Regions from separate parts of the Homo sapiens genome. Here region 2 is linked to region 1. A link is a loop called in an ENCODE intact Hi-C map of the cell type or tissue named here. Cell type or tissue: mammary epithelial cell. All regions are shown on one strand. Links, peaks and the distances in the headings refer to the core of each region. The heading gives the core; the rest is flanking DNA. Region 1 overlaps RBMS3 (RNA binding motif single stranded interacting protein 3). Region 2 overlaps RBMS3 (RNA binding motif single stranded interacting protein 3).

Region 1 (5,392 bases), core at 72-5,071:
AAAATGAAATGTTGTTTTCTCATCTTTCAAGAAGAAATTAAAGGCCATAGGTCTGTCACATATTTATCTGTTGAGTATCCCGGAAAACAATCTGAAATTTTACATAAAGATGGAGATGAGATTAATTATTAGCAAATAATGTCACCAAAATCATTCCAAGTCTCTTAAATACTTCAAATACTTCACCTACTCAAAACTAGTTAAAAAATATATTTGCTTGAATTCTAAGTTATTTAATTTTAAGTTATATATTGGGTGTCAGAATACCATTTATATGATTGACAAGTGTTAAAAGAAGCAACATGAGAATTTACAGACATCGACAATAGCCTCAAATATGACTCACATACATAAGAAAAACTTTCAATATATTTTAACCAGTTCCAGAAAACCAGATAGTTAGTATTGTTTTTTATTTCACTTTTCATTAAATTGTCATCAGTCAGGGAAAATGACTAAGTAGTAGTACACAGGATTAAAAAACAATAAGCTGTCTCTAAAAAAATCCATATTAAATTCTATGCATGATCTATATTCAGCTTGAAAATTATCAGCTAAGAGTGGGATGACCAGAAGATCATTTGCATCTAGCATATTGAATGTAATATATGCCAATTTCTTAACCTCACAATATAATGATAGGAAAGTTAAGTCTAAAACAAATTTAAATGTCAGCTCCTAAAACTTAAAATATTGTTAGATTTACTTTTCTCCTATTATACCTTACTTTCCACACAACAGGAAAGGGCACTATTAGGGTTCCCTTGACTAATAAGGCATGTAGTCGAGTCTCACTTTTGTATTTATCATTCATGAAACAAAATTCCGGGTTCCATTTACTTTTTATTTTCCTTGAGAATTTGATATATTTTCTTTAAGCCTTTTTATATGTCTATATTTGGATTCTTTATGCTTTTATAATATTAGGAACATAGTTAACTGTTTTAACCATTTGATGTATTATAAACATTCCCCCATCACTAAATATTCTACAACATAATTTTCAATGATTAAGTGGTGAAGAGCTATGCTTCAGCAAATAGAAATGGCCTTTACACATTTGAGGAGTTCCTAAACTCTTTTCTGTGTTAAAGACAGGCTACCCACCTCAGAGCTGAGTCTGTAATAAAGTAAATAAAAATATGCAGTTGGGCTTCAGAAATGATAACATTGCTACTTATGTATGGACCACCCTTCTCTTAACAGTTCAGTAACTTCATACCTTCCATAGCAGAGGCCACTATAATATATTGTTGAGGTCAGGGTTATTTCACCCATTTCACAAATGAATAAATGAACACACAGACTGATATGAACAGAAACCAACTTTCCCAAAGGATTATCTTCCTTGTTTTATACTCCAAATATACTCAGAGAAGCAAGCATAATAGGAACTTATGGACTAAGTTATATGAAAATAATGTATGATTTTTCAAAGCTTAAATAATAATTTAAAATAGCATATGTCATTTGCTTTCATTAATTCAGCTAACAGGGGCTTTTTGAAAAACAAGAAGGGAATCTCAAAAGAAAAAGTAGAAAAGATAATGTTCTTGTTTATATGCCCTTGGGGAGTTATTTCCCTCCTACAATACTACAGTATAGCTGAGGTAACCACAGTATTCAGTTCCCACGTTTTCTAGGCTACTATTCTGAGATTCAGAGATTGTAGGTTTTGCGGATTTGTAGGTTTTGGATTCAGTCGAAATAATATTTCATTAATTGTTATAGTTACACTGACTCCTTATAATCATTCATGAAACTAAAGTTGTCAGTATTTTAATGTGGCAATTCTAGTCTCCTTCATTAACTCAACTGGTTTAGCCAAACATGCATAACCATTTAGCTCTGCACCACCTGTAGAGAGGAAGTTAAATGAGGAAAAGTAAAGCATCATACTATCACAATTAAGTTTTTGGATACACCTTAATTTTACCCACTCAGAAGAAAAATTGTAACCACCACAATAAAGCTGGAAAAGGTCATGATTAAAGAATGGCTGTCATTTTGTTCCACTCCTGGGAACTTCTATCCACCCACTCCCAAGTGATGGACGTGTTTCTCTCAGTGCACTGGATTTAGATGTGTGAAAGGATGAAGACAGTTAAATTTTTCAAATCACCAGAGAGCCAGTAAAGCAGCATTTGATCTGCCCTGTGGAAAGCATCTGGGAACAAAAGAAAAACTCATGAATGACACAAAACCGAGGTCACCTGAAGATACCACTAAGATACTAAAGCAGGCTCAGCTATCTCACAATGGAAGGGATCCTAGTGAAGGAACCCAACCTAGAAACCAATGCATTGACATACAAATCAGAGAATTCCCCCACAAAATGATAGGATCTATTATCTTTCTTTTATTATCCTTACTTTTGAAATTTGATATTTATTAGGAATTGGTTTTGAATTATTAAAATTTTATTCGTGATTCCACATAATACATACTCCCTGAGTAATAAACCTACATGGATAAAACAAAACATTTTTAATAAGACCAGATTATCTGCCAATATCAACTTAAAATAAAAAAAAATAAAAACAAAACCAAGCAAAATTTAACTCATCTCAGTCTGCCACTCTCTTTTTCTTTTTAAAATTACTTCTGTCTAAAATCTGAAATCTAAAAATAGCCAATTCTATAAGCTTTCTCAAGGCCCTGAAAACAATCACATATGAATGGTAGTGATGATTAGTATGATTAATCCTATAGATTTATTATCTCTAGGAAGCTAGAGGTTATTAATTTTTATTAACAAATATTATTTCAAAAACACTGTATTAAATCACCTCATTAAAACTAGACACCTCTTTACGATAACATCTCTGTTACAGAAATGGAAGCAAAAGTTGTATGTCCTTGTGTATCTTTGTAATTTTTAACACTGGTAAGAAAAGAGCAATATTTATACAACACTGAAGAGCATCATATTTCCAAATATCTTTAAAAAGCAATATACTGCCACCTATTTTGCCATCTGTAAGTTGCTGATTCTTATTGCCTAATACTTTTCTTTAGGTATCAATGGGATGAAGGTTTTCTTACAATAGTTCCATAAATTAAAGTAGTAAAAAAAAATTTATAATTTCAAAACAGAAATGAGAAAGTCACTTTTGCTTTTTGAATGTGTACTCAATGGGAATAATTTTCATTCTTCCACTTGAATTGGTTTCAGATCTATTCAGCACCTATGTGTTTTCTAATTAAATGGCATGATCCACTCCACATTTTAAAAATGGTATTATATGTCTGTTTCCGTTTTCCGAGAGGATATTTTCTAAGCACATCCAAAATAGTTCAACATTTTCCCACTACTGCAAAAAATAGCAACACATATCCTCAACACACGTATTACACCACATGAATACATTTTCGCTTTTGGTCTCCCTTCAGTTCCATCTGCACTCTTGCTGTGCAATAGCTATAGCATAAAAACGTCTATTCTCACATGCTTTTGATATTACACTATTTAATCACATACAGCTGTGGCTTATGAGACTGTTACAAAACAATTTCAATGTAGTACTTGAAGCCAATTTTGAATAAACATCAACCATTTACTCTGAATAAAATGTTTGACATTAAAAAAGTTTTATTTTAAAAGAAAATACTTTTTTTGTTGTTTTGGTTTGATTTTAGAATTTGACATGGGCATAATTGTGACTGAACTCTCTCTGCCAAAAGACTGATAATGTCAAAAAGGTTGTGTAAAATCATACTAGTGCAAAAATGAAGCTTTCCAGAATTCCTGAAGCCAGAAAGACCTAGAATGAACTTGCATCCTCCCTTCTATATTGTGTCCCTCCCTGCAAATTATCCCTACCCCCAGCCCTCAGATACATTTTATTACTTCATGGAAATAATTTTGTGCTATAATTTTGTGCTATTTTTTTTCCAAATTGAAAGAAAGTGAAAGGAAAATGCTTTAGAAAGATGCTGTTAAATATACATGATATTTTCCTTAAGTTTGAATCCATTCTGGAGAAAAGAAAATACCATGAACTTTTTACGTTTCTACTCCTTTTAAGTAGGCACCAAACTCAGTGTTGCAAAAACAATGTCTATATCATGGAAAAAAAATAGCAAAACATGCACTGGGATTGTGTTCAATCCCACTGATAATGAAGGCTTGGGGGAGTTAAGAAAAAAAAACAAAACTAAGAAACAAGGATGGCCCCTTCCTTCTATTTTCCTCTTATTTGAAACCAATTAAAAATTCTATACAGTCTAAAGTGAGACAAACAGGATTTATCATAGTTTCATGCTATCATAGTTTCATGCTATTATATTACCCCCCGAAGCGAAAGAAAATATTTGGAGTTGTACCTAAAAATTCTATCGCTGGAAGATTTTAGAAAACTAGTTTTGTATGTTTCAGGCTTTCAAAGGAAAACAGAACTTTGGAGTTTTCAAGGCTGTTTTAAAACAACTGGCAAGTTACCAACTGGATATCAATGCAAATCTGAGGCAGGAAGTACTAAGGAAATTCTAAACTCATTCCCTCCCTCTGCAAGATTTTCTACATTTTCATGTGTAAGGAGGGTGTTACAGGGTTGTTTTGTTTTGCTTTTGAAGGATCTGTACATTCACATCTTTAAGAATATCCTTTGCTCCGTGGAAGCCTCTCTTCCTTCACCTACTTGTGTTTTCAAGCGTTTGCTCATTCTATGGCACAATCAATTGTGCTTCAGCTAGACTTTTAGAGACGGGTGGCTGCAGATGGTTGAATATTCAGCCTGAAATCAACGTGCAGTTGATTAACTACTTCTTACACCTGGCCCCTTCTTCATACCAGGCTCTGAACACAATCTGAGTATCACCAGCCAAGAAATTCTGTTTGGGTCCACTAGTCTGAACCTCTTTCTTCAAGACCTTCTGGGGAACCAGAAGGGAATGCAGTAAATTCATGTGAGAGCAACATCATTGGCAACTGGGCACTGGATTGGTAGAAACATAGTGAACTGGTAAGGGTGTGGAAAAGGAAGAAAGGAGAAACTTGCTGTGTGTGCTTAGGTAACTTTTTAAGTTTTATGAAGATGACTAAAGTTTTCCAAATATATGTGAGAGAAATATCTATTTCTCGGCTGGAAAAAAATCAATTCACCGGGCTGTAACCAGGTTTTCTTCTTTTTAGCTTACCTAGCTTGACTAATTTTTTTTCAAGAACCCCCCATCCACCCCCACCTACTCCCCACCACCACCCCCACCCCCACCCCACCCCGGCAAGTACCTCAAAAATTCAGAATGAAATTCAGCTGGGATCTCATAAGTCAACAGCAACAGGTTGTTTTTTTTTTGGAAAGGGTGATAAAATACTTAAAAAATGTTGGATTACAACTAATCAAACATTTTGTATTTTGTCATTAAGCTAATGAACTATTTTTTGAGCCCT
Region 2 (5,392 bases), core at 163-5,162, 170 kb before region 1:
GAAGGGAGGTGTAGAAGATGTCTGCCAGATTACTGATTTGAGTGAGTCAAACCTGACTGTGTCAACTCATGCCACAGGCTCACATACACTATTCTACCTGGGATGAAGTGTGACTCTGAGCATGGCTGTGCTGTCCCATGGGTGTGCTTTTTTCCTGTGGCTCACCATAACCATCATAATACAACCTGTCCTACAAGAACCATTTCAAAAGATCCTATCCATATCTTCTCATTCTGATTCAATCTTTATCACAGTACTTTATGTCCAGCCTCCTTGTGTAAAAGTTAGTTATATACTTTTAAAATTCCTATGCTATGCCTTTCTTCACCTGTGTATTGTCAGGACTTATGCCCTACCATGTATTTCTTATATCACCCTCACATGCAAACACTTGATTTTTACATTGAACACACTTACTTAAAGATGAGAGTTTAATTTTTTTAGTTCCCACAAGTACTCATGTAGGCAAATATTTTTGAATAATATCTTAGAAATACAATATCCATTTTTTCCTATTATAAAAAATACTATTACTGTGAAAATGGTCTTTACTTTCCTAGGCATCTTAATGAATCCTGATATTGTTCATAATCCCACATAGTATGAATAAAAAGTTGTACATAATATATCCAGTGGCACACAGTGGATTGGATAAATTGCAGAGGATTGTTCTCCGGAGTGAATTATCATCACTAAGATGCGTATCCATATTCTATTCTGAGCCAAGCTCATCGCTGCTGCTGTGAATCCATTGTGCAGATATTTGTGCTCGTGATGTGCCTTTATGCATTCTATACTTTATTTTTAGTATAATATGGTATTAACTTCTGTATTAGAGCAAATTACAGGGAGAGTGGAAAACACATGTTTTAAAATTTTCTCACTCTTCTGAATTAAACACTCAAGATAAATAAAGGATACTTTGGATATCACATAATTTTAAAGTAAACTCTACTTCAAATAAAATTTTTTAATTACTATTTATAAAATACTCCACAGAAACTAAGCCTATTTCCATGACACACTTAATTTGGATTAAATAAAATGGTGACTATCATATTAAATATTAGCGATACATAATAGAGTTGATCCTCATTATTCACTGATTCTGTATTTGCAAATTTGCCTACTTGCTAACATTTATTTGTAATCCCCAAATCAGTACTCACAGCAGTTTTGAGGTCACTTGACGACATGTACAGTGTGGTGAAAAATTTGACAGCCTGATATGCACATTCTTATCTGAGATAGAACAAGGTGATGGTCTGCCTTCTTGTTTCAGCTCTCTTATCGTAAACAAGTATCCTTTTTGGGATCTATTTACTGCCATGTTTTTCACATTTTTGTGATTTTTTTTTTTTTGTGCGTGTGTGTGATTTTGCTGTTTAAAATGGTCCCCACGTGTAGTGGTAAAGTGCTCTCTAGTGTGTTCCTAAGTGCCAGGAAGCTAGGATGCACCTTCCTGAGAAAGTATGTGTATTAGATAAGCTTTGTTCAGGTATCAGTTACAGTGCTTTGGCCTTGAGTTTGTAAATTATAAACTTAATTTTGATTTGATTGACAAATGTCAATGAATTAACAATATCTATTAAGTAGGTGTCTTTAAACAGAAACATGCAAAACAGTTACACATTAACTGGTTGATGAGAAAGTTGTGATCAGAGGCTTGTGGGAATCTTACCCTACACTTTCCACAGGAGCTCTGGTTCAATATTTGATAATCCAGTGTTTGCGGTGACTTCATAGAAAAACATTCTGTGAATAACAAGAATCGACTCTACCTCTGTATTTCAAACTTTAAATGTACTTGCTGTAAATGGTGTTAATTTTTATTTACTATACAATTTAATTTCCCTAAAATCATAATGTATACAATAAAGGATAAGACAATTCCTGCTTTCAGAATCCTCAGGCTAACAGAAGAGATGAAAATGTATTAAAGAACTAGAACACAGGGTGAAAACTGTGATGATCGAGATATAGGCAAAGTGAAACGGGAACATACATGTATGTTGTGGCGAACGATCCTGCAAAAATTGGAGACAAAATGTAGAGTGCATTATGAAATGCATGTGAGTTTCTTAGGTATGAGTGAGTGTTCAACAGATAGATAGGGAGGGAGATGGAGTAAATAGAGGCTCAAACACAAATTATTCAACTATGACTTCATGAACAAAAATGCCAAATACCAATGTGCTATTTTGACGTTGAAATGCATAGCTACATTTTAAAAAACACTCAGATCTAATATTATAAAATTATTTGGAAATGAAGTATTCATTAAACTACTAATAGAATTTTTCCTGAAACTATGTATGTGACTCTGCTTTGTCTGTGACCTAGATAGCCCTGAGGGTTGTTTTATATGTTGGGCTACAACATTAAGGTTTCTTGGATAAATGTTCAAATAAGTAAAAGAGTTATCACTGTATCGAATCAAAGAAAAGGCAACAGAAAATTTTTACCATGGCAGAATACCATTGAAACTATACTCTCATTCTACTTACTTCATTTATGTTAAGTGCTGGATATTCTAGTCATAAACTTAGTTCCAGAAAGTGATTACATATGTGGAATAAAAGACACGATTCATAGAAAGCGTCCTGTTGGTGCTTGTCCTGGGTGGTGACGCGGATTAGAGACAATAGAGCTCTTGTTCTTCCATGCCAATATTTTTAATAGATCCACCATTGTAGTATACTTCAACTTTCCCTGGGAGAAATTACCAGATCCTTTCAAAGATGTTGAGAATTACCCAGGAATCAACATGGAGGACACAGTGCTGCAAACAGTATTACGGTGTCTGTGAGTGAACAGAGGGAAACTAATCTTGCCAGAGTCCCTTCTCCTCACTCCCACCCCAACAAAAGAAGAGGGATGAGTGCTTTCTAAATATGCTGTGCCCAACTCCTGCTAACTCAGTTTAAATTCATCAGCAGCTGCAGCAAACTTACAGATGGTGCCAGATCCCAGGAGGGGAATACCTACAGGGAGCTGGGGCCTCCTGGAAAGCTATACTTTCTCCCTTCCAAAAGCTTAACATCAAACTATTCTCAAGGTCCAGAAGTTCTGGCAGAAAAAGGGAGTTGAAATGCCTAGGGAAGAAATTTTTTTTCCACTTTGGAAATACAGAGAAAATTTACTTAAGACTGTGATCACCTATTGCTACTATCATTACAGTCACTGGTTGTGGCTCTATCTTGTGGGCCAGTTTCTCTTCCCTCACCTCCTCCAGTTCATTTCCTCTGACAAGTTTGCTCACCAGGTCCCTCAGTCTTAGCACTTTTCACAAAGAACAGTGCAAAATAGATGCCAGCAGGGCCAAAGGGAGATGCCAGCAGGCTGTCACTTCATCACCCCTGGCTAGCGTGGAATGCCAGCAGCTCATATTGATTCTGCCCTCTTCCAGCCAGCCTCTAGTGCAAGCATGCTCTGGCCAGTGCCCCCACAGTGTCAGCCACAGCTGCCAAGAAATCTCTTAACTTTACGTGGTCTATAAGCATCCTAATTCCAGCCAGACACCACAGCTCAGGACGCATGCAGGACAACCTGCTGGAGACGACCCTTGCCAGGCCAAAGCCCACCATGAGGCTGGAAGAGAACAAACCCAGAGAAAGCCTCAAGGGTTTGGTTACTAACTGGGTTGGGGGATCTGGCAACAGAGACATGGCCTCAGGCACACTGCTCGGATTCGCTGCAATAACCAGCTGCTTGTCTGGCTGCTTGTCGCCAAATAGTAATCTTGGCATGTAGCCATTAGGCTGGCACCAGGTCTGAAATGCTGCAGTTCAACAATTTTCACCAGGCTGTGCCAAACCAGAGACACAGAACACTTCCTTGTCTAAAATCCAATCCAGTGGTATCTACTTCCTGTGGAAGCCCTAAGTCCCAGTTTTCTTTACCTAAGTGGAGTAAAAGCATTCCAGAGAAAATGGCTGAAAAGCAAATGCTACATACTAAAACATATCTTCCAAATGAGTTCAAAGTCAAACATTTGAGATTAGCTAAATTTCACATCCTGGAAGCAGCTGCCCTTGTCCCTGAGGCTTCTGTCTTAGCAAGCAAGGGAAGCAGCGGGGATTCAAAGAGCTTTCAGTGTAAACTCTGTGAATATGTAGATTTTCTCCAATGTATCAACATATTAATAGCAAGATTACAAGTATTAGGTTCTATACGTCCAGAATGCATTAAAATTTACACCAATTTTTAAAACATTTTCAGGCTATGTAAACTTGACCCTGAAAAATGTATATTCAAGCATACTTTCAAAATTTTGCATGCAATTTTAGTGACCTCTTAGAACCCTTGTTGAGGACCCAGCTTTACCTTAACTTATTCTGTTTATTATAAAATTCCTGGTTTGAGCTACTCAGGAAGGATAGTGACAATGTATGTTTCTTTCCATTTTATTGCAAGTTTTTACCTGTTTTCATAAACTATAACCTAGGTCCCCTACATAAAATCAAGCAAATAAATGTCAAATAATTTGATGGGACATTAATAATAACTGATTCCTGTGGCTCAACAGCTGAAACTCTTTCTTATCTCCAGCTTTCCTGGACTGGTTTCAATTCTTTTCGCAAAATATACCAAACAACACTTGAAGTTGGCTTACGGGCATTCTAGGTGTCAGAATAATGTAATTATTGACATTTGAAATCCTAAATCTCTCTTTTTTTCCCAATTATTTCAAGAAACCTTGCTTTTGGTATAGATTTTGCAGAAATTTGTTGATTCTAGATCACAGAGTAAAATATATGAGAATGCTCTTAAATAGAACCAGGTCAAAGCCTCCAAAAAAAGGAGGCAGGTAATAAGCCATGGGTTTTCTCATTTTTGCTTCCATTGATCCAGATGGCAAGACTGTATATCTATGCTCTGTTTAAAACTCGTCCACACACCCTGAGGATTGTTGAAAATAGGAGGTACAACAGAGAGTTAAATAAGCTGAGAATCAACTGGGAGGGACATTTCCTATTGAGAGGGAGCCATATATTGTACATATCACAGCCAGAGACTACGAGCTTCTTACACAGGAAAATCCCTGTTATCTGACGTCATGCCTAAATGTATAACTTGACATCCTTCAAGCATAATGGACACATCTAGATCCAGAAAACAACTGCTCTGAAAGTCCATGGCCTAATTTGTGTTTGTTCATGCAAAATATCCCTCATAACACTCACTATGCAACTTTGATTTTTCCTCCTCTTTTCAGGGGAAACAAAGGGGATTAGCAAATTGTGTTATTGAATTTAAGGTGGGTTACACCATGATTTGTTCACACGATTCACACAGGATATGCTGCAACAACATGAACGTGGTATGCTTGGAAACTTTCTTGAAAAACAGTTGCATATTTACTATCTAAGCTGGCTAGCAAAGAATATCC

Evidence for each region. A loop is a pair of places that touch in the nucleus more often than their neighbours do. Peaks named below come from ENCODE experiments on the same cell type or tissue, not always from the same donor. Only the 100,000 strongest peaks of a DNase experiment are listed, where the experiment ranks them.
Region 2: it touches region 1 in a loop (4-fold over the local background); 8 of 110 quality-filtered maps call a loop at or near these places.

Annotation. Positions count from the first base shown.
Region 1 is chr3:29,285,058-29,290,449 of GRCh38, reverse strand. The region is part of intron 1 of RBMS3 (RNA binding motif single stranded interacting protein 3); the gene reads right to left. Among named protein-coding and RNA genes, the nearest start is that of RBMS3, 6.7 kb to the right of the region's middle. In mammary epithelial cell, for the core only: a CTCF peak has its summit at 2,994; DNase peaks (open chromatin) are centred at 4,459 and 4,909; H3K4me3 peaks cover 1,792 bases; H3K27ac peaks cover 4,008 bases.
Region 2 is chr3:29,451,774-29,457,165 of GRCh38, reverse strand. The region is part of intron 2 of RBMS3 (RNA binding motif single stranded interacting protein 3); the gene reads right to left. Among named protein-coding and RNA genes, the nearest start is that of RBMS3, 170 kb to the right of the region's middle. In mammary epithelial cell, for the core only: no CTCF peak of the experiment used is centred there; a DNase peak (open chromatin) is centred at 2,615; H3K27ac peaks cover 2,941 bases.